Regions from separate parts of the Mus musculus genome. Here region 2 is linked to region 1. The links are chromatin loops, found by intact Hi-C in ENCODE. Cell type or tissue: heart. All regions are shown on one strand. Each heading gives the region's core, and the rest is flanking DNA. Links, peaks and the distances in the headings are about the cores only.

Region 1 (12,015 bases), core at 1,298-9,297:
CCTTTGTTATTAAGCATGTTCTGTGACTAATTCTGGAGTGGAAACCAAGCAAAATGATGTGTGCATCTTTCCAGCCCTGTCCTTGGAAGGCATGGGCATGTTGTCTTCCTCCCCCTTCTGCCTACAAGTGGACTCGGGATGAGCAACAGGGGCCACCTACCAGAAACCTTGCCTTTCTCAAAGATTTACTGAGTTGGTAAGATACTGCTAGCAGATGCATGAGTCCTCCATACCATGGCCTTTGGGCTAATTGCACAGGGATACAGGGATTACAAAATTTAAAGAGAGAGAGAGAGAGAGAGAGAGAGAGAGAGAGAGAGAGAGAGAGAGAGAGAAGAGAAGAGGAAAAGAAAAGAAGAGAAAAGAAAGGAAAAGAAAAGAAAGGAAAAGAAAAGAAAAGAAAAGAAAAGAAAAGAAAAGAAAAGAAAAGAAAAGAAAAGAAAAGAAAAGAAAAGCGAATTTTTGAGTCTCATGCCTAGACTCAGAATCCCTGATGATGGGTCCAGCCATCTCCATTTTAACGGGCTTCAGGTGCCTGAGAGTTAAACCGCCGGAACTACTTCACCTACTTCAATCTCTAAGTGTTTAAAGAAGGAGACCAAGCCAGAATGCTCAGGAACCCTGGCCTGAGCTTCCAAGTGGGGCTGAACGGCTGCCAACTGCCCACAGGAGTACAAGAAACTGGTGAAGAGTCACCCCTACCAGTTCCCACTGGGAAAGCCTGGCGCAGAGCCCTTCCCCCGCCCCCTCCCGTTGCCATGGAGATCCGGGCACCCTGAGGGACCCGATTTCCGCATCCAGGGTTCAGTGTGGACCCAGCTCCTTGCTCCTTGCTGCCTTACCCACTAGGGCTGCCTCACGAGCTCCGGGACGGTCACGAGAAGTGTCCCCTTAGGGACCCAGAGCTCCGCTTTCTTTCAGGGACCCGGAGAGAGCCGAGAGCTCGGCCTGAGCAGTGTCCCCGGAGCGCGAGGGCGAGCCCCGAGGAGGCAGCGTCTCCCTCAGGGACCCTGGACGTAGCTGGCGCGGGCGCCGAGCGCTTTCCCCCGGCCGAACCCGGTGGGTGGTGTGGCTGCACTTAAACCAAACGGCCTCCGCGGGCCGCGGCTTCCCGGGGCTCCCGAGGGCCTGTTACCTCCTCCATCGCCCCAAGTGCAGAGGCTGCCGCGTCTTCAGCCCCAGAGCCCCGGAAAACATCCCAACCCCAGAGAAGGGCGGATTCGCGGAGAAGGTGATAGGACCTTTACTCCCTGGGATGCCGGGATGCTTAGGGGGACCTAGTGGGTCTGTCCTTAATGGGCTGTGACAAAGGGTGCTGGTGGTGGTGATGCTGGTGGTTGTGGTGGTGAGGTTCTCCAGCTGTCTCCCCCCCTCCCCCCACCCCCTGTGCAAGTTTTCATTGCAGTTGGAAGTATGGGATGTTCCGATGGGCTAGTACATGTCATGTCTCTAAGGTCACAAAAAAAGGGGACATCAAGCCAGGCGGTGGTGGCGCATGCCTTTAATCCAAGCACTTAGGAGGCAGAGGCAGGCAGATTTCTGAGTTCAAGGCCAGCCTGGGCTACAGAGTGAGTTCCAGGACAGCCAGGGCTACAAAGAGAAACCCTGTCTCGAAAAGAGAGAGAGAGAGAGAGAGAGAGAGAGAGAGAGAGAGAGAGAGAGAGAGAGAGAGAGAGAGAGAGAGAGAGAGAGAATTAAGATAGGTGCTGTAGATACAGAGATTTACTAAGATAACCTTCTCTTTTCTCAGAGACGATGCTTAAGACTACAAGGATAGAGATCTCCCTGGACCACATGATTTGAACTTGAAGCTTGAGTTATTGACATCAGGGGCAAACATGCTGGACCCAACGAGTGAAAGGGACCTTTTTGACCAAGAAAACATGGAGGAGATCTCCCAACTCGCTTCCCTGGAGATGTCGGGGGATGTAGTCGCCAATACAAACTCTTCAACCGTCGTCCTAGAAAAACCCAGCTACCCAGACTCCGTGTACGTTACGGCAGCGAACATTTTTCAGGGTATTCGGATCCAAAGGTCGCCAGACAAAGTCATAATAAATTACGGAAGTGAACCCCTGCAGCCCTCCTCCTCCCGCTCCGAGGATGAATCTTTCCAGCGCTTGTCCTATGAGTTGGCTTTCAGTACCCTGAAGTGTAAGTAATAGCAGTTCCTAAAGAGCAGCGCTAAAAGAAAATGGAAAAGCCAGGCACGGTGGCTTATACGTAGTACAAGGCCAACCTGGGCCACAAAGTGAGATTCTGTTTCAGGAGGCGGGGGTGGGGGGTTGGGGGTAGGGTGGAGGGTGGGAGTGGGAATTAATGGAATGCAGCCTAGCTCCTCAAACATATGTGTATCACAACAGTCTAAAAATGAAGGCGTCCTAAGGGGGACTAGAGAATTCGACTGCATTTGCCCTTAGATAGGTATAGTGGGGTCGTTAAAAAGAGCAGGAGCCGACATGGTTGTATAGGCCTGTACTCCCAGCGGCTGAGCCTTGAGGATTTGGAGTTCCAAGCCAGGATGGGCTATAGAGCCAGGCCCTTCTCAAAAAGAAAAAGAAAAGAACAAACAGCAAAGAAACCAGGGAACAAGTCCATGAATGGGAAGAGGGGGCGCTTCCCTTGCTCATCCCCTCTCCCTCTATGTAGCTCCACCGAGTTCGTGTGTGTGTGCTTGCACCTTGTGTTTTATGTTCACGAGGTGTGACAGCGCCAAGGGAGACAGCAGAGAGACAGAAGAAGAAAAGCATAATCTTTAAACAGTAAATACCTCAACTGAGTCAACCCGAAAAGGGTTATTCAATTCTTAGCCAATAGCTTTAATTTGGAGTGCCAAGTGTAAATAGGATTCTCCTTTCTAATTTGCCTCCAAAGTGCTAGACTCAAATCTCCAGAGCTCCTTCATGGTAGTTAACTGCCAACTCCCAAGTGTAAGGATAACTGTAGATAGGACATAACCAGATATGTCTACTCTGAGCAGAGCTGTCAACGTGTGTGTGTGTGTGTGTGCGTGTGTGTATCTTTGTAGATTTATTTATTTTTATTTTTATTTTTATCTATATGGGTGTCAAGTTTCCTTCACCTGCCCAAAACATAGAATACATCGAATAAAATATAGCTGTTATTTAAATTGATATTTCAGAGTAAGAGTGCTATATAACTTTAGATATCTAAAGTTAGTGCTTCCTGCACCATACGGAAGGCTGCCAGAGGTGACTGTTTCTGCAGAGTCCTGAAGAACAAGTGCAACACTGGCAACATCGTGCACTGTTTTCCTGCACTCGGCCCTGCGACACACATCTTCCACGTCACAAGTCTGTTACATTGATAGAAATTATAGTTTGTCTCCAAAGCTGGTGGCTTAAATATGTATAATGTTTCCCAAAAGATTTTTTTAAGATTTATTTATTATTATATCTAAGTACACTGTAGCTGTCTTCAGACCAGAAGGGGGCTTCAGATCTCATGACAGATGGTTGTGAGCCACCATGTGGTTGCTGGGATTTGAACTCAGGACCTTTTGGAAGAGCAGTCAGGGCTCTTAACCACTGAGCCATCTCTCCAGCGCCCCCTCCCCCGCAAATATTTCCTATGAGAATTGTAGTCTCCACTTCAAAATTTGTCTTCTTTGGCTTTCTCATTTTCCAAATAAAGATTGAAATCCAGCATCTACAATATCACTAAGTTTTGTTTCTCATGAATGGTGAATGGATTAAAGTTAGGGCTTACTTCCTGTTTGCTGTACTAAAACATACATGATGTTTATAGTTTAAGTGTATCATAAAATACTCACAAACCTAGCGGGAGGGTCAGAAATATGTTTATCAGTTTCCACGCAGCACCTATGGAGTCGTTTCTCTGTTTTTTGCTGTTTGGACTACTGTCCTTATGCAAAACCTTACATGGCAACTCCTATCATTCAGGTCTTAGATTAAATATCTCATCTATGCCTTGATTAGTGCCAGATACTTAAGCTAAAATTATGCCTAATAAAAGAAGTGCAAAAGAATAGAGGAAGAGGGGCTGGTGAGATGGCTCGGTGGGTAAGAGCACCCGAGCCAGCTGCTCTTCCGAAGGTCCGGAGTTCAAATCCCAGCAACCACATGGTGGCTCACAACCATCTGTAACAAGATCTGACGCCCTCTTCTGGAGCGTCCGAAGACAGCTACGGTGTACTTACATATAATAAATAAATAAATCTTTAAAAAAAAAAAAAAAAAGAATAGAGGAAGAGAAACACTTCCCATCACAAGGCTAGCAAAAACCTTGATAAGTAACACCAGCAAGGATGTTCAGATAAACTAACCTCTCTCATAAGCAGAACAAAAACCCAGAACAAAATATTAATATTTGGTCATTTATATAACGTATCAGCAATACTTAAAACTGAAAAGAGAAAGATCATTTAACATTTCAAATATTTTTATGTACATGGTTGCGTATGTAATGCTATCAGAGGCCAGAAGAGGGCACCAAATTCCCTTGGAAATGGAGCTAATTCAGAGCCACAATTTGCGTCCTGGGAATCAAACCAGGATCCTCTGGAAGAGCAGCCAGTGCTCTTAACTGCCCAGCCACCTTTCCAGCCCCCCTATTGTTTAATATTATTAGTTATATCTTCTTTAATGTCTTTCAGAGGTCATAAATTAAAGGTTAGAATTCCTCTATGACGACTCTATTTATTCAGATAGTGATTTGAATCTATGTAGAACCTGAACCATAAGAATGCAGGATTCATAAAGATTATAACTGTTTCATCTTGTGCTACAATTATGATTTATTAGCAGTTTATACAATTATGAGGTGTATATTAGATATGAAAATAAATTTACAGCATTACTTAGAAAGTGTATATAATTTAAAGTCTTTCTTTTCAGATTTGATATTTTGGGTAGCAGGCTTTTCCCTTGTCTTTCAGATCAAGATATTTTGGAAAGTATATTAATAGATAGCTATATCTTCTCAAGTACCACAATCGTAAGTAAACAACTTTTAGAATTAGTTGGCCTCATTATGTTGAGAAAGTATGCAAACTCCCTCTGTAACTAAATAACAATTTGCATTACGTTGAGACATCTTTAAATATACGTTATTTTCTACTTCTAAGACTTGCATTTTGACCCTGGCTCTATCAACGTGACTCCTAATACCTCAAATTGTCTTTTTTGAGGTTTTCCTCTCAAACTAGATATTTTTTTTCTTTTGAAGACCTCCTCTATTTCTAAATCTAACCCTATGGTGTAAAAAACGATCATGTTCTTATTCTGTTATGAAAAATAACAGGATAAAATATTTCTGCCATCCATATTCACTCTCACACTTGGGAGGTCCCGAGTCGCACCTCAAGCCCTTGGGTGGGTTCCTTCAGCTTTCTTCATGTGCCTTGTTTCCCCTCGGTAGGCAAGTCAGCTGAACAGTCTTATCATTGTGATGCTGTATGACTTCCAAGACAGAAAATTCCAGCCCCGCATCCTTTCCGAGAATGAAGAGACCATACCAGAAGTTCAAGAAGTCGAGAACCTTCTAAACGGGTAAAAAAAGAACATGCCTGTGAAACCAACATCAGCATTTTGATTTATGAAATATTTATGTAATATAGTTTATAGATACCTTTGTCTCAAAAAATTATGGAAAAATATAAGTGTTTTGAGTTCCTTTGCAAACAGTCATGGATAGTTTGAATATCTAACTTTAAATCAAATTATTGTAAGATGTTGAATTGCATGATCCAAGGTATGAACATGTGGGGAATCGCCGGGCGTGGTGGCGCACGCCTTTAATCCCAGAACTCAGGAGGCAGAGGCAGGCGGATTTCTGAGTTCGAGGCCAGCCTGGTCTACAAAGTGAGCTCCAGGACAGCCAGGGCTATACAGAGAAACCCTGTCTCCAAAAAAACCAAAAAACCAAACAAAACAAAACATGTGGGGAATCATTACAAATGTCTTATAGTTTTAGTATATGTATAAGCTAAATTTAATTTGAAATAGCTACTATTGTCTTCTTAATTGGCAGCCTTTTAAAAAAATCTAACATGTAACAAATGAGAAATTCTAACACTATCCAAGAATTCACTGTTTGCCTAATTGAAAAAAAAATCTGTTTAGTGAAGAACAAACTAATGTGTTTTAGTTTCTTCTTTATCCTAAATATCAACAGGAGACTGCCATGTGGCTAAGCGCTTATGTCAAAGGACGCTTAGGAAAGATAACAGATTACTAGTGAAGTTAGAATTGGACATATAATAAGTGGTTAGTGCATGATAAACATTACTGTGTGTTAATGGCACTGGGTGTGATGTCTTGAAGGTGTCCCCAGAATTCAGATGTTGAAAATTTAATTCTCTTGTGGCAGTGTTGGGATATAGAGGCTAATGAGGGGTGCTTTAATCATGAGGGATTTGCACACGTGTGTGCACGCACGTGTATATGTGTGTGTTGTGTGTTGTGTGTGTGTGCATGCATGTGTGTAGACGGGTGCAATACCTGTGACGGTTAGCGGTAAGTTTCCAATGATTCTGTTCCCTACTTAAGTCACAGGGTATCTCACTGATCCTGGAGCTGATTTGGTGAAAGTGGTTGGGCCAGCCATCCCCAGCAATCCTCCTGCCTCTGCTTGCTGGGCATTAGAATTACAGGCAAGGGATGCTGCATCTGGCTTTTTTACGTGGCTGCTGGGTGTTTGAACTTAGGTCCTCATGTCCGTACAATATGCAGTTTACCTACTCCGCCATCTTCCTGTCCCCATTCTTTCCCCCTTTGAAGTGGGTTCTCATGTAGCCCCCGATGAGCCTCGGAACTGCTTACACGGCTGAGAACAACTTTGAACTTTTGATTCTCCTGCTACCATCTCCCAAATGCTGGGGTTACAGGCTTACACAGGCACCCCCAGAAAACGCAGTCATTGAAGGGTTTGCTGGAGTGCAGTTGAGTAGAAACGTGCTTTTCTAACATGTCCAAGGTCCCGAGTTCAATCCTCAACACTACAAAAAAAGAAAAAAAAAAAAAACAAGTTTCTGAATGAATTTTTCTGCTCTTAGACTTGTCCTTTCTGCTCCAGCATGATTTCCCAGAAGATTTTTTGGTTGTTGTTTTTGTTTTTCCAGACAAGGTTTCTCTATGTAGCCCTGGCAATCCTGGAACTCACTCTGTAGACCAGGCTGGCCTCGAACTCATAAATCCGCCTTCCTCTGCCTCCCAAGTGCTGGGATTAAAGTCATATGCCACCACGGCCCGGCACTTCTGTTCTTTATAAACTACCCACTTTCTGATATTTTTGCTTTGGAGGCACAAAATAATATTTCAATAAACCATTAGGTATAGGTTGAACTTTTAATTTAGTATCACTGTGTGCATCTGATGTGTGTGTGAGAGTGCAGAGACACCTGTGCTACTGTGTGTGTGTGTGTGTGTGAATGCCAGAGTGCGTCTGCGGGTTGCTTCTGTTTCTCCTCCATAGGATTTAAGGATCAAACTTTACCGACCCAGCCATGTCGCTGGCCTAGCTATAGCCTTTGCTGTTATACTATTTGTTGTTATGTTATATTAACTATTGAACTTTAGCACCAGAGTGTAGCAACAACAGTCTTGTAGAAAGAACAGTCTGTAAGAGTTGTCAGTATACTGAATTTTATACTTAGCAAAAATTTAAGTCACTTTAGTTAAATTATTAAAAGCCAAGACCAGAAGATTCAGGTAATAGTGTAATAATAATTGTTGCTGTTTTGTATGTTTGTTTCATTTGCTGCTCTAAGAAGTGACCTTATTACATAAGGTCTTTACATAGTGACATTATTAGTTGGTTACTATAAAGGAACCTATATAGTCCTTTTATGTAGTAATGCCCATGTCCATCATAGCCATGAGATGTGGGATGGAGAAGAGAAAGCAATTATCCATATGTCCTCTTTGTACTAGTAAGGACCTAGCTTTCTTTTCCTGGTTTCTGTCGTTTGGTTTTGGTTTTGTAAAACCACCTCACTGTCCATATCAGTTTTGAGCCAGCTGCTTTCCAGGTGCACATAGAGAACAGGTTTAGAGACTGATACAGCAGCATGCTACAAGGTAGCCTTGATTTTGTCTTCTTGTGCTTTGCTGGGTCTCTCTTAGATACAGTCGGGCATTAAGAAATTCTCATGGCAGCTGGAGAGATGGCTCAGCGGTTAAGAGCACTAACTGTTTTCTTCCAGAGGTCCTGAGTTCAATTCCCAGCAACCACACGGTGGCTCACAATCATCTTTAATGGGGTCTGATGCCCTCTTGTGGTGTGTCTGAAGACAGCTGCAGTGTACTGGCATACATAAAATAAAAAAATAAATCTTTAAAAAAGCTATTCTCACAGCCATCACAACATAGTCTCAGACTGGCTGATGGGAGCTCAGGTTAGCTGAGTTAGCCAGGAAAGACACAGCACTCCAAGAAAGACCAGTGTGTGAGCTCATTAGCGGCAGACTAGGTGACAAATCTAGCCAAAGCCTGGCTTATGAAGCCAGAGATCAGAAGGTATTACTGCTTAATTAAGAACTTCTGAACCCTATGTCCCCCTTCCCCCTTCTCCCTTTCTCCCTTGCTCCTTCCCCCTTTCCTTTCCTCCTTCCCCCTTTCCTTTCCCCCATCCCCCTTCCCCCTTTCCCCTTTCCCTATCTCTATCCCTTCCCCTTCCCCTTTCCCCTTCCCCCATTCCCCCTTCCCCATTTGGACCATAACACGGATCTGGCTGCATTGCTACCAATATACCCACCACCCCTACCCTAGGTTTAGGTAAAATCAGGTCTAGTGGGCCATGCCTGTAATCCTGGTACGGTGCGTGGGAAACTGAGACAGAAGGATTGTATGTGCCAGGCCAGCATGGGCTACACAGTGAGACCCTGTTCTTTAAAAACCTTCAAAAAATGCAAACCTTATCCAAAATTAGTTAGTCACATTCATATTTGTTATTATTATACACAACTCAACAATATCCTATGTTAGAAATGCCTGCATTTAATAATCGAGCTGCAGAGAATAACAGAGCAGTGTAGGAAAAATATATGTACGAAGATGAAGGCATATGGGGGGCTGGAGAGATGGCTCAATGTTAAAAGCACACACACTGCTCTTACAGAGGACTCGAATTCAGTCCCCAGCACCCGCTTAGATAGCTCAGAGGATCTGGTGTCATCTTCCGACCTCTGCCAGGTTGCACTCATGTGCACAAGTGCCCCTATCTCAAACACACATACAAATAATGAAAAAATTAAAATCTTTTTAAAAGATACAATTACACTTTTTTTTTTTTTCTTGGTAAGGAGCTGTATGGCTGAGGTTGGTTTCAAACTCCTGAGCTCAGGTGACCCTCCTGCCTCAGTCAGCAAGTGCTACCATGCCAAGCAAAACCAAAGTAGTTTAACTAAGGTTCTTAGCTTTCGAGAGGCTGTGCCAGTTAGCTTGAGCAGGAATGGAGACTGTTCTGATAAAGGGAGGTGCTCCCATGAGGACCTGGGAAGAAACGGCATTGGGAATTGGAAAGGTAGAAGGACTCTGGGCTCTTACCCTTTTCCTATTGCTTTTCTCTTAGTTTCTATTTCCTTCCCTCTTTCTTTAACATTCTGTCTTCTACTACACTTCTCTAGCCCATGCTGGGAAGGTCCTGTTGACCCTCGTGCCTGCATGTTTATGGTACAGTTGTGTGACTAATTTCTTTTCTTCTTTTCTTTTCTTTTCTTTTCTTTTTTCTTTTCTTCTCTATTTTTAAAAAAATTATTTATTTATATTATGAGGGTGAGTACACTGTAGCTGTATAGATGGTTGTGAGCCTTCGTATGGTTGTTGGGAGTTGAATTTTTAGGACCTCTGCTTGCTCCAGTCAGCCCCACTTGCTTCGGTCAACCCTGCTCGCTGAGTCCCTGCTTGCTCTGGCCCAAAGATTTATTATACATAATTTATTTATTATACAAAGTATAATATTTATAGTATTGTATTTATTATACAAAGATTATTATACATAAGGACACTGTAGCTGTCTTCAGACACAGCAGAAGAGGGTGTCAGATGTCATTATGAGTGGTTGTGAGCCACCATGTGCTTGTGCTAGTTTCTTTTCTTAGACTAACTTGTTAGCTCTAAATTCCTATCAGAGGATTTCCCAACTGTTCAACCTCAAGTCTTCCATGTTACAATGAAGGTGCTACCATCTATCTACATACTTGGTTTAAGACTCCTCCCCTCCCCTCTGCTAAATGCAGTGATGGCTAATTCGTCAAGTCCTCAAGTCCGATGGCTCCGATTCCAAAACACATGCTGAATCTCTTCATTTATTTGCAATTTTACTACCGCTGTCCAAATCCATGCGCTATGAATTAGACTCTCCATTGGATTCCTTGGTTAATTCTTCCTTCCCCATGACCTGGTCCACAGGGTAAGTAAAGTGAAATTTGCTTATCTTTGAGGCAAGGTCTCCTGTCGCCCAGGCTAGCCTTGAACTTGTTGTGTAGCTGAGTCTGGCCTTGAACTCATGATTGCTTTGTCTCCAACTGCTCTCTCAGTTGTTGAGATTACAGCTGTGCAAAACCCTGGTCGATAGAGTGATATAGTTTAAGATATGTAACTCTGCAGTCAAAATAGAATACCATGGATATTTAGAAAATGTGTGAAATAAACGAGGAAAGGGTTCTAGCTGTTATGCAAGAAACAACATAGACATCTGATCCCCGAGAGGACAAAAAAATGAGTAAGCTGAGCCTTACAACAGTCTTGGCCTCACGCCTAGAGGGACTTTCCAACTTGTGATATAGGAAATGGAAAACAGACATCTCCCTGAATTAAGAAAGCAGAGATCCGTTTTAAAGGCCGCAGTGACTTTTTTCTTTATTCTAAGTGGTAATGCATATTAAATGATTTGTAAATATTAAGCTAACTATGCAGGCAAATTACTTTTGCTCCGATATGCTCTTTTTCTTATATTACCCATTATGCCTCCAAAGTGTGTCATTTGCCAGAACATCTCTTAAACCGTCCTTTAAAATGAGTTTTTCCCTCACGTCCTTTTTCCTGGCCCTTCTTTGGGATCTCTTTGACCAGTTAGCCTTTCCAGTGAAGAATCTGAAACAGGTTGTCTGTAGAGGATTCTGTGTTTTCCCAGCGGAAGATTATCTCCAAGCATCCAGAAATTGTTCATTTTGGAGCTGGGGAAGACATTGGCTTAGCCGCATACATTGGAGTCAGAGGCTAATCACGGGGTATCTAAGGGAACAGGATTTTAACAGGCCGACAGCTACGTTTCTTGTCTCTACAATCTGCTTGCTTATCACCCCCAATGAACTTCTTGTAAAATCAGACCAGTAGATGCTACTAACCAGTGCTGTTGCTGGCGTGGACACCAGTAGGCCAGCCTTGGGGACCTTTTCCAGGAAACGAGCCCAAAGCTGCATCATCAGATATCTTGTAGAAGGGGCCTCCACTGACTCGTGCCCCAGGACCGCCCTCAACACCCCAACATGGAACCCAAGACATCTGGAAAGATGCACAACCTCCGAACGGTGCTCCGACCACCACACTGCAGCCTGCCTGCCTGCCTGCCTGGATCGCAGCAATGACTGTTGAGCAGAGAACACCTCAACTGTCACAGCTCCTGGAAGAGGCTACCAAGTCCACGAGCGAACGTAACATGAGTGTGGTTCTGAGCCTATCCAGGGGCAAAGGTGGTAGAAAATCCACAAGGAGCATCATCCAGGAGACATTCAATATGGAGGAGCTCCCAATGGGGAGACAAAAGTCCAGGAACCAAGCTGATCAGAATCAACTGTCTGTATATTTACCCGGCCCCAGTTGTTCCTTATTTGTATAAACCCAAGGTCAATGTAATGGGCCTGCTGGGTCTTCACTGGTCATGACTTATATCACTTTTTCCATTTTCTTCTCCCAAAGAACATATGCTGGCTTATTTTACAGCTCTCTTGACTCAAACTCCAGACAGATGGGACCGTTTCATATTATCTGACATCTACAACCTTCTCTTTCCAGTCTCTAACCAAAACTCTCA
Region 2 (12,015 bases), core at 1,720-9,719, 56 kb after region 1:
ATAGCAGTTCTCTTGTTTCCACCTACCCAAGTGCTGGGATAAAAGGTGTGAGCTACCCTGCAGGTGAAATTACTTCTCTTAATATAAGAATGGGTGCTGCTGTTTTCATGGCTGACCTCAAGAAGCTCTAGCCAGAGTGTGGTACAAGGGTGAAGGAAGGGTGACAAGCTAGAGGGGTTGGTGAGAGAAGCCCACCTCCTTGCCTGTGTGCCAGAGGAAGCCTTGGAGTTGGTTCTGAACACCGCCTCCAGGCTAGGCCATCCCTGCCTACCTCACAGGTTCTACCCTCACCTGCCCTCAGCACCTGACCTAAGTGCCTTCTGCTCCTTCAGGGGCCATCTCCGCTGGCATCTCCTATGCTGAAATCACACGTTCCCTGTCTGCCAGCCAGAGTCCTGTACCTGATCCCAATATTATGGCTTAACTCACCTGGACATCTCCTGAATCCCTTGGTCCCATTGCAGCCCGACCAGTACTCAGCATTCTAGCAAGTTCTTTTTTTTTTTTAAATTAAAAAAAATTTTTTTAACTAAATGTATTTTTTATTAGATATTTTCTTTATTTACATTTCAAATGCTATCCCAAAAGTCCCCTATACCCTCTCCCTGCCCTGCTCCTCTACCCACTCATTCCCAATTCTTGGCCCTGGCGTTCCCCTGTACTGGGGCATATAAAGTTTGCAAGACCAAAGGGCCTCTCTTCCCAATGATGGTCATCTAGGCCATCTTTTGATACATATGCAGCTAGAGACAAGAGCTCTGGGGGTACTGATTAGTTCATATTGTTGCTCCACCTATAGGGTTGCAGACCCCTTCAGGTCCTTGCGTACTTTCTCTAGCTCCTCCATTGGGGGCCCTGTGTTCCATCCTATAGATGACTGTGAGCATCCTTCTATATTTGCCAGGCACAAGAGACAGCTATATCAGGGTCCTTTCTGCAAAATCTTTCTGGCATATGTAATAGTGTCTGCGTTTGGTGGCTGATTATGGGATGGACCTATCCCTGCCTTTGTTTACCCTGTCTTTACTCTATTGCCATGGCTGGGCTCAGCAGTGCCCCCTCCAGGTTCTGTATATATCCTGCACTTGCCAGTGAGCATCCTGCAAGTCTGTGAAGCTCTGTGAAGGTGCTTTCTGCCATATTCCCAGTGCCTAGTCTCGGCCTGACCATAACAGGAATTTGTAATGTTTGTGGACTGAGGCACACACAGGTCTGTTCCACATGTCTGTAGTGCCTATTGGGAATGGTGGCGTTTACCCGGAGGTGGGAACAGATACTGTGGCACTGGGTGAAGGACGGGTCTGGGAAAGGCGTTTGCAGGGGTCGGAAGACTTGGAGAGGCAAGCATGTTCCTTCTCCACATTGTTCCAAAGCCTTCACATCCTACTCCTCAGCGCTATAAAGGAAACACACAACCTAAAAAAGCAACAGTTCCCTTCTGGAACTGCTCAAGGGAAGCCCTGTGCTTGGCTGCCTCCCCCAGCTCCTGCATCCCCAGATGGCTGGTACAGTAAGGCACACAATGTCTCCCAACTGTTCTTCCAACTCCCAGGTCTGGCTGCTGTGCTTCTGAGGCCAAATCTCTTCAGGTGCCCTGGGATCACGCACACAAAGTGCAAGCATCCTTGTCTGGATTGTAAGAGATGTGGAATGACTATGCCATCTTTCCCACATCATTCTTTCTTTCAAGGTCTCCCCTCTCTCTGCTGAAGGAGAGGGTTCGCATGATTCCGTGCTGTGGTATCTTCCCTCATTTGGTGACCCTCGGCCCTTCCTGCACTGTCCAGAGCTCAATTTACCCAGTACATTTTCCTGAGGACTGTCTGGCCCTCTGGCCCACAATGCCTTGCTTGTTTAAATCCTGTCAGTATGCAAATTCTGCTTGCCACACCATCTCTTTTGTAGAAACGCACAGTTTTCCTCTGTGTCTGTCCTCTCTAAGGAACAGGAAGGAACACTGAGTAGCATATTGTGCAGGCAAACCAGCTTCAGGTTCATCCTGGTTCTGCTTAGCCAACATCCCTAACCCCCAAATCTTCAAGCCAGAACTTTCTGGAAGTGGAAAAATCTACACCATGAAACTTTTTTTTTTTCTTTCCTTTTTTCTTTTAAAAAAAGACAGGGTTTCTCTGTGTAGCCCTGGCCATCTTAGAACTCACTGTGTAGACCAGGCTGACCCCGAACTCACAGAGATCCACCTGCCCCTCCCTCCCATGTGTTGGGATTCAAATTGTGTGTCACCAGTACCCAGCCGTGGAACTTTTTGAATGAAATTATCAAAATGGTGTTGACGTTGCTTTCAGCTTATGTGAACAAGGAGTACACAAAGTAGAAATAATGGTCACATTGAGTTGTGGGTCCCATCTCATCAGGTAGATGCACGCATTCCAAACCCACAAATCCTTCTGGCCTTGGGGAAGCATATTAGACCTATGTGACCCCCAGACCTGGATATTAACCCCATCTTTATATGTAGGCAGAGACGTTTATTTCAGCACTACATTATCACTCTCTGATGGAAGCGTCTAAGATCCAGCGTCCTCTCCCTGCTGGATAATGGCTGGCAGGAAGCATACTGTGCCAAGGTTACAGGGAGGATGGGACACACCTGGACCACTAACCACTGATCAGTTCTCCCAAACATGAGCTTTGTGCTGCCTGCTCTTTCATGTGTGACCTCACAGGCATGATTAAAAAAAATTGTTATTAATCTTCATTTCCTTTCTGCTCAGGGGAAGGGGACGAATGCCTCGGGGCAATGGTCTGGAAATCTACATTTTCCCAAAGGAAAAGGTTGCAGCCTTGGGGTTTATGGGAGAGGGCTTCTCACAAATTTTGAGCAGCCTATCTCTTCCTAGACAGATAATGACAGCAGAGATATCCCAGTGAGAGCCGTGTGTGAGAGCGCTCACTGACCCTGAGGAGGCTTCGTCAGCCTGCCTAGCGCCTCTTTCTGTAGAGTCAAGAGGTCTGTGTGCCTCTAACTTTATTCCACTACGCATCCATCCCGACTCACCCTAAAATAGCTGTTAGTCCCCAGCACAGCGGTCTGAGGAGGTGAGAGGGTTTGTTTCTCAGACCTGGAGCTTGGGCAAATATCTCAGTAAGTGAGCAGTGAGTCCAGACACCTCTTCACAGGTTGTTCTAGAAGCTGTGTTTTCAGAATCCCTCTTCTAGAAAGGGGTTGATGTGGTGAGAAACACAGCAATGGCTCCCCTTGTTCCCCAAAGATGCTCTTGTCCTACCTCATGGACTCTATGAGAAGTGTCTTTAGGGATCTGCGCCTGCATCTCTGGTCTGTCTGACTGACTCAGGGAAATCCCAAGGGGAGGGAGGCAACTTCTGCCTTAGATATGAAAGGACAGGACCAGGGACACAGGTAAGGACAAGCATGTGTGCTTTCCTGAAATGACAGCTCCATAGACCTCTGACCTCCAGCACTCTGAGAGAACAGATCTGTTACTTCAAGCCACTGATGCTTGCGGTAATTTGTTACAGTAGCAACAGGAAACTATGCAGCCACCCTAGGACTTTCCCCAAATTGTAGTATGGCATTCTTTTTTTTTTGTTTTTGTTTTTGTTTTGTTGTTTGTTTGTTTTTTGTTTTTTGAGACAGGGTTTCTCTGTATAGCCCTGGCTGTCTTGGAACTCACTCTGTAGACCAGGCTGGCCTCGAACTCAGAAATCCGCCTGCCTCTGCCTCCCAAGTGCTGGGATTAAAGGCGTGCACCACCACGCCTGGCTGTAGTATGGCATTCTTAATATATATATATATATATATTGAAATAGTCAATTCACTTCCACAGTTTCCTTCTGTGTGTCTGCCATGGTGCATCAATGATACACATGCGAGCTGTCTTTACACTCTCTCCAGGGTAAAAAAGGTGAAGAAGGCTCAAATAAAGCTCAAATGACTACAAAGACAGGAGGGAGCTGAGAACCTGGGTGTCTGGAAGAGATCCCCTGGTTACCCACTGCACACAGCAGAGGCTATAGTGTAGTTATTGGCTGTAAGAATCCTGTCCCAGGACTCTATGATCAATCTCTACAGCACATTTCCCAAGGGGTACCCAGCCTTTAACCTGGGGCATTCAAGCTTAGACGAGTGTCCAGACATGTGTGTCATGCTTCAATATGTTCGTTCTGCTGGCGGATGCTGAGTTTGAGGTACTTAAAGGGCAACAGTGGGGAGGGCCAGCAACACACTTACTTGGTCTTTGAGGTCTGGGAGGGACACAGACTGGAGAGTTAGTTGAAGTCAGCAGAGCAGACAAGCGTAGAGAATACAGAAGGAAAACAAGGTGTGATGTTCAAGGAAAGGCACTGACAGGCTCAGTGCAGAAACCTCTAAAGAAGGTGGGGTAGAATGTTGGGGGGTGGGGGGGGGTTCCAGGTAAGGGGCTGGAGGACATTCCCAGGGCTGAGAGACTGAGCAGTAGGAGACAGGCACAGGGGAGAGGCTGGCAGTGACCTTGGCCTCCTAGACTCTGACCCTAGAGAGGGGAATTTAGGATCTTGGTTAGATCAGAATTGATTCTTGATTTACTTTTTAAAAGATCACTTCTTGGGGGCTAGAGCGATGGCTCAGTGGTTAAGAGCACTGACTGCTCTTCCAGAGGTCCTCAGTTCAATTCCCAGCAACCACATGGTGGCTCACAATCATCTGTAGTGGGACCTGATGCCCTCTTCTGGTGTGTCTGAAGACAGCCACAGTGTACTCATATACATAAAAATCAATAAATCTTAAAAAAAATCACTTCTCTCTTTGGAACTCATCAAATGTATATGAAAGCAGACAAGAAACTCCCACATCTGACTACTCGACTTCCACAATCATCGAAATGGTACCAACTAGCATGGTATAAAATTTTACTGTCCCTGCCAGTACCACAATGCTACAGGCCATTATGCTTATACCTCGGATTCTTTCATGTCTTCTAGTGATCTTCTAGTGAGTCTCTGCGTATTAGTTTCCATAGTAGTGGTATAGCTCTAGAGATAGGCTCCTCTACTGCCCCCTGGTGGCTGGGCATCTCACACAGCTGAGCATCTTCCCAGGACCCCAGCAATTCATATGTAAAACTACACCACTAGTCTAAATGGTCCCCAGATCCCAGTCACAACGTGGCTTCTGTTTTCCCACACATTCTTCTAGATAGCTAACCGTCCAAGATGGGCTGCTTGATGACAGGAACCCCTTGTTCCAGCTTCTACACCCTGTAGAAGGCTGCACCAGGGGCTGTCTGTCAACGCAGGTGTGGGCCAGGCCATTTTGCTCAGAATCCTACTCCATTGTCTCTTGCCACCGTGGGAGCTGTGGAGTTTTGTTCTACAGAACGGGGAGTGGGAGGCTTGCAGCCGCAACCTCATGTCTCCTCCTTAAACCCCGGCAAGCGTCACTGACAGGACTCAAGTCTCTCTAGCAGTTTGATCACTGAACCCGTGTGCTTCCAAATCCTTCCTTCCTGTCCTTTTGCTGTTCCCTCCTGTAATTACTCCCCCAGAGGACCAGCCTCAGGTTCTGCCGGAGAGAAAAAATGTCAGCGTGGAGACATCTTTGACAGCCTCAAATTTCTTAATGGCAAAGTGAAGAACCAAAGATTGCTTTCATTATTCTCTGCTCCGCGGCATCCTGATCACCCTACAGGGGCTTGCTCAGTCTTCACGGAATGAACGGATAAACAATTCCTTATTCAAAGGGCTGCTATTAAAAACAGCCTCTCGGCTCACTCTGTCAATCTCTCTGGCAACTCTCTTAGGGTGTGTGGAATGTACTTATGCATTTCTCTCTCTGACAAGTGAACTGGAGGTGTCTAAAGACCTCTTAGCTGCTACGAACATTAACTGTCCCTGCTACAGTATCCCTGAGAAGTGATAACCAGATAGAAACCAGAAACCTCATTTCCTTATGGAACCAGCCTATCTTGTTGTTGTAAGGTTTCCACTGAGTGAAACAAAGCGCGTGCGCGCGCGCATGTATATGTGTGTGTGTGTGTGTGTGAGAGAGAGAGAGAGAGAGAGAGAGAGAGAGAGAGAGAGAGGGAGAGAGAGAGGGAGAGAGAGAGAGCATGTGTGTGTATATATATGTATATATGTGTACATACATACATATGTACACACAGTTTGTTTCTCTTTTGGTTTTTTTGAGACAGGGTTTCTCTGTGTAGCCCTGGCTATCCTGGAACTCACTTTATAGACCAGGCTGGCCTTCAACTCAGAAATCCGCCTGCCTCTGCCTCCCGAGTGCTGGGATTAAAGGCGTGCGCCACCACGCCCGGCTAGTTTGTTTCTCTTAATGAGAAACTGGAACCCCCTTCCTTTGCTGGTGGAAGTTAGCTTGACTTCCTTTCTGGGGAGACCCAGAACACGATGACATCGTCAGCCACACGTAATGCCCCTTGAGCTTTCTCCTCCTCGTTCCCATTTACTGTCTCACCAAACCTCCTCTACTGGCACTTCTTACCTCCGCAGCCTAGAGGACAGCTTTCACCTAGGAGTTCAGATTTGTTCAGGTGGGATGTATGTTTTTATGCAGAGACTTTGTGAAGGCTGGTTCATGACTAACGTGTGCTAAGAGGTCGTTACCGTTATAGATGAGGAGAAAGTAAAGAAAAGCCTGCTCAGGAACGCAGTCGCCCTTCCATGAAGGATGTTGTGGTGGTTTGAATAAGCTTGGCACTATTGGGGGTGTGGCCTTGTTAGAGGAGGTGTGTCCTTGTGGGGTGGGCATTCAGAGGCTCTCCTCCTCCTAGCTGCCTGAGAATCAAGGCAGACATCTAGACAAGGGGAAAACAGAAGCCATGTGGTACTAGATCAAGATTTAGAACTCTCAGCTCCTTCTCTAGCACTGTGTCTGCCTGGACACTGCCATGCTTCCTGCCATGATGATAGTGGACTGAACCTCTGAACCTGTAAGCTGGCCACAATTAAATGCTTTCCCTCATAAAAGTTGCCTTGAGCTGGGTAGTGGTGGTGCATGCCTTTAATCCCAGCACTTGGGAGGCAGAGGCAGGTGACTTTCTGAGTTTGAGGCCAGCCTGGTCTACAGAGTGAGTTCCAGGACAATCAGGGCTACTCAGATAAACCCTGTCTTGAAAAACAACAACAACAACAACAACAACAACAAAAAAAAGTTGCCTTGGTCATAGTGTCTCCTCCCAGCAACAGAAACCCTAACTAGCAAAGATATATGTTTGACTCAATCCTGCATTGACTGGATGGCTTCCTAAGCCACATGCAGTTACCCCCTGCCCCCAGTCCACCTTTTTGTGGAAGCTGCAAGCCAGCAGCGTGGTTCCCTGTAGAGGGCAAGGTGAGGCCACAATCAGGAGGAGACAGGCCCAGGGACTTTGGATAACTACTTCTAGTACCTTTAGAGGAAGATTTCTCTCCCCTTTGCTTCACATATGGAGTTGAGCATGGGGTTTTGGAATTTGGAAAGTGGCCTGCATCAAAACACAGACAGAGGGCCGGCAGGAACCAAAATATGGCCATGAACACCCCTAGGACCTAGGAGACAAATGAATCCTGTTTCCAAGACTGACTGCACTTATTTTCCAGATTAGACTTGGAGTGGGAGGTACAGGAGATGGAGAAGAGGACACGAGAAACTTCACTACCCTAGAGGGCTGGTCTAGAGTACCTGCCTGCTGCCTGTCTTGGGCAGTACTTTTCTGTTTCATCATACTGAACATCAACCATACCAGACCTGGGTATCTGGGATCTCAAAGCTTGGGTTCCAACTTGGCAAACTTGTGTCTCCTTCTGCCTTGTCTAGGAAGATGCTGAGTTCTGAAAGGAGCAGCCCAACACCTCACTACCTGGGGTGAACACATTCTGCACAGCCAGGGCCTCTCTGGGAACATTCCTGAGATGTGGACTGTGTAAACAGCAGGCCCAAGTTCTACCATTTGCCAGGAGTGAGGAGACTTGAACAGAAGGCAGAGCATTCTCCAGTGTGCACTCTCACTGTTAATATTCAGAACAGCTGTCACAGCTGTCTCCTAGTAAGGAGACCTGGACGCAGAGGCAAGGAGGAAGGGAAGAGCCGACAAAATGTCTGGACACCTCCCCACTGTGGACTCCTGTAGGAGTTGTGGTGCACAGAGGTAAGAGAGCTTATACCCCATGCTCAGGCCCAGAGTGTATCACCCCCGCCCCCCCAAAGGAGAACTTCTCTTAGGCACATCTTCTGTTAGTCCCATCTCCAGCCACTGGGCAAGACAGAAAAATGGTCACTAGCTACAATAGGGAGTGTAGCTAGGAGGGAGCCCAAAGCAAAGAGGAACTCGTCCCTGGGTTTGTCTTTTCACTATGGCTGGCACTTGTCACAATGCCCTTCATCTACCAAAATGGGATAAACATATAGATATATGTATATATATATATAGATATATGTATGTATGTGTAATATATATATGTGTGTGTGTGTGTGTGTGTGTGTGTGTATGTATATGTGTGTGTGTGTGTGTGTGTGTGTGTGTGTGTGTGTGTATGTGTGTGTGTGTGTATGTGTATATCTCCACTCCATCATTTGGAGGCTGACATTTGGAGCATCTGAAACTGTGTAAGCACCATGAATTTCACGGGTATATCCTCTCCATGGATAACATCCTTCAAGGAGGACAGGAGGCTTCCCTGGCTGTGCCATGGCTAAGAACTGATACTGAAATTGACTGTATTATGGCTAGTCACCCAGGAAACTTAAGAGAACACCTCAAAGTTCCAAATTGTCACTCTTCAATGTATCACAGGAACCAATGTGACATGGGGACCAACGTCACATTTCCTCCGTGACATGCTGAGTCATTTGTTCAGCCACTGGTGAGAGAGACCCGAGACTTGGCAGGGTGGCCGTTATTCTTGGTCATTCAGCCCATCACCTTCCCAAAACAGTACCACACACAGAAGTAGGTTAGGGGCCCAGATACAAATGATGAAGAGAAGAGGCTACACAAGACAATGGCCTGCCTTGAGAGGCAGAGAGGCTGTGAGGATGGGGATGGAATGGAAGAAGCGGTGAGTTCTGCCAGACACATGAGATGCCAGGGAAGGGGAAAAGTGAGAAATCGCCGGTTACCTCTCTCTGAATCCGGGAAGGCATGAGGGAGGGAAGAGCAGAAACAGCGGGTTAGCATCCGTACCGTATCCAGTCTACAACGCAGCTCTCAGCACCGACATCCCACTGTGGTTCCCAACTTTGCAGCCATTAATAGCCTTTCTGTGCTTATTTTAGCTGCACCCTATCACCCGGAGGAGTGTATTTCGAGCCACACTACGATGAAGCCAAGAGTTGCCAGCTGAATTTGCAGAGGCAACAGATCAGCCGGGGGAGGTAACCAAGCTTAGAATATCACAGTCAAGTACAGGAGACTGTTTGCAGGAAACACTGGCAGGGAACTTATCTTCAGTCTCCAGCCCCAGCCCCGGCTTCACACACACACACACACACACACACACACACACACACACACACACACACACCACAACCACCACCACCACCACCACCACCAACCATACAGAAACAATCAAGCATACACAGTCTTACCTGCTTCATGGCTCCTGGACATTCTAATTAGAGCTGTGGCCCTGATACCCAGGAGCTTTAACAAAGTCTTTAGTGGGCAATGGGGAGGGACGTAGAAGTGGAGAAAAAAAAAGAGGTAGGAGATGAAGACTTCAAGGGTGCAGGCACAGAGCAATGCCAAGAAGGGGTGTGGGTGCAGAGCAGTGCCAGGGAAGAAAGGAAGGGGGTACAGAGAGGAGCTGGGAGCATCTGGAGGCTGGGGGTGGGGTGGGAGTGGGGGTGGGGGGAGGACAACAGCAAGCTTTGAGTTTTGTGCTCAGAACTACCCAGAGTTACCAGGGGACCCTAGAGATGTCGCTGAGCCTCCTAACCTTTTCTGTTCTGACAGAGGCATTACAAAAGGGCCTGGAGGCAGCGTCCTCTAAGTGACACAGGTGCTCTCTAGAGTAACAACAGTCCGAGGAGGCGGAGTGCCAGACAGCTAAGCCATGAGAAGAGAGGCAGGGTTCACAGGGACCTGCTCTCTCCCACACAGCAGCCTTGCTACTGCTGTCACCTAGGCCAGCTGAGAGTGATAGTGAATGCGCAATCAAGTATATCACCAGATGGTGAGCTAAAAGCATTGAGGGAGCCATCACACTCCACCCCAGAACAATACTTGTGGCATACTCCAACAAGGGCGCAGTGGTGCCTGTGCCCACAAACCTAAGCGGAAGCTACAATGTCTCAAATGAAAAGCCACCAGAAAGCTTAGAGTACATTTGAAATTTGTGCCATAAAAGGCTACAGAGTAAGCCAGGCGGTGGTGGAGCACACCTCTGATCCCAGGACTCGAGGCAGAGGCAGGTGGATCTCTGAGTCTGAGGCCAGCCTGCTCTACAGAGCAAGTTCCAGGACAACCAAGGCTACACAGAGAAGCCCTGTCTCAACAAACCAAACCAAACCATACCAAGCAGAAACCAAACCCAAAACAACAAAACAAAATAAAACAAATCAAGAAGGCTGAAATAGCATAGCACGACACCAAACTGGCATCTTAAGCAGAAGATTCTAGAGGATACTTGTATAAATATTATACAGCAAGCACAAGTGAATTTTACACATCTACCTCCATATTCAGGGAAAATCACTGAGACCTCATCGGCCAAGCCGCAGCAGCACAGTGACACCTCTCATGTTTGTGACTACAATAACACACACTATCCACTGAGCTCTGGGGTCAGTCACATGGTCTGTGCAGGCCCCACCAGCAGCCTGACAAGGTCGTCAGAACGTTGTTCATGGACATAGGAGAAAACAGGGTTAAAGATTTTGAGGAACTTGGCCAGGTCATACAGCAGAGCCATAGTGAAGAAAGGACTTGTGACTGCAAGTCTGTCTTGGTTCTGTCTCTCGGATGATAAACCCACAGAGCTGAACAAGTCTGCTTACGGCAGAGCCAAAGGGTTTGACAAGGAACCTGGGTTCTTGAAGGATCAGGGAACTCAAGTCTCCAGGAGGCTCAGGAGGTAGACAGGGTTTAGGATCTTCCGTGACAAAGCTTACCTTCTCGTTGTCAATTTATCAGGCTCTCCCAGTGTGTCAGGCTCACAGCATTAGATGACATACTAGGTCACCCATCAGTGAAAAGGGGACAGAGACACTAGCTCAGGGCATTCAGGAGAAATGAGATTAAATGAGATGGCATTTAACCAAGATGCAATCATGTGCGTTTTGGGAGCTGTTAGCACAAAGTCATGTCATGGGTTCCTGCAAGGCTGGCATGGTCAGTGTTTGGCCTTGAGGGTCTACGTGGAGATCCTTGCAGGGGACTGTGGCTATGTGTGTACTCTTGACTAGAGGACAGTCTTCCTCTGTGGGTGAAGGTCGTCTTCAATGAGGCATGCAGCTTTGGAAGGGAACATGTGGGACAGTAAGGGAGTGGGAGTACATTTGTCTAGCCAGCCAGATCAGCTGAATCAACCATGGTTATCAGTGAGGTGACAGATGTCACAGCCATATTGCCCTCATAGCTATAGGTGGCTTCTGAGGGACACTGTCTCTCATGGGAAGGCATTCGCCAGGAAGGGAATGTTTCTTGGACTCCCTGGGTGCTCTTGTACACTCTCCTCACCCTGCTACCAAAGGTAGCTTTAGAAGTAACTTTTTATAAGTCAGTGACCCTGTGGAGTCTCAGGTTTCCTACCTCAGACAAAATAGGCTCTTATAATAATGATAATGACAATAATAATAATAATAACAACAATAATAAATGTCTTTTAGGAAGAATGTGCAAGTGATGTTTCTTTGATTCCATCTTGATTTAGAGCAAGAGCTTTTAATTTCTCACTCCTCTCAAATGCTCTGTCTAGTGTATGACAACAACTTTGCCCAATAGCGGGAAATCTAAAGACTGAGAACAGGATTTTTTCTTCTGTTGAATAGCCTTGGCTATTTAGACTCAGACCCATTGCAGGGGACTCATTTGAACAAACAACCCTGACACGCAG

What was found. A loop is a pair of places that touch in the nucleus more often than their neighbours do. Peaks named below come from ENCODE experiments on the same cell type or tissue, not always from the same donor. Only the 100,000 strongest peaks of a DNase experiment are listed, where the experiment ranks them.
Region 2: it touches region 1 in a loop (3-fold over the local background); 14 of 42 quality-filtered maps call a loop at or near these places.

The regions. Positions count from the first base shown.
Region 1 is chr5:66,259,091-66,271,105 of GRCm38, forward strand. Nsun7 (NOL1/NOP2/Sun domain family, member 7) reads left to right here and starts at 808. Exons shown (of 13, transcript NM_001302833.1): 1 at 808-1,231; 2 at 1,751-2,154; 3 at 4,919-4,977; 4 at 5,401-5,531. The coding sequence starts at 1,839. In heart, for the core only: a CTCF peak has its summit at 4,449 (motif pointing right); no DNase peak of the experiment used is centred there; H3K4me3 peaks cover 164 bases; H3K27me3 peaks cover 1,215 bases.
Region 2 is chr5:66,314,523-66,326,537 of GRCm38, forward strand. All of the region lies in intron 11 of Apbb2 (amyloid beta (A4) precursor protein-binding, family B, member 2), which reads right to left. Among named protein-coding and RNA genes, the nearest start is that of Nsun7, 61 kb to the left of the region's middle. In heart, for the core only: a CTCF peak has its summit at 5,025 (motif pointing left); DNase peaks (open chromatin) are centred at 5,043 and 9,309; H3K4me3 peaks cover 367 bases; H3K27ac peaks cover 1,777 bases.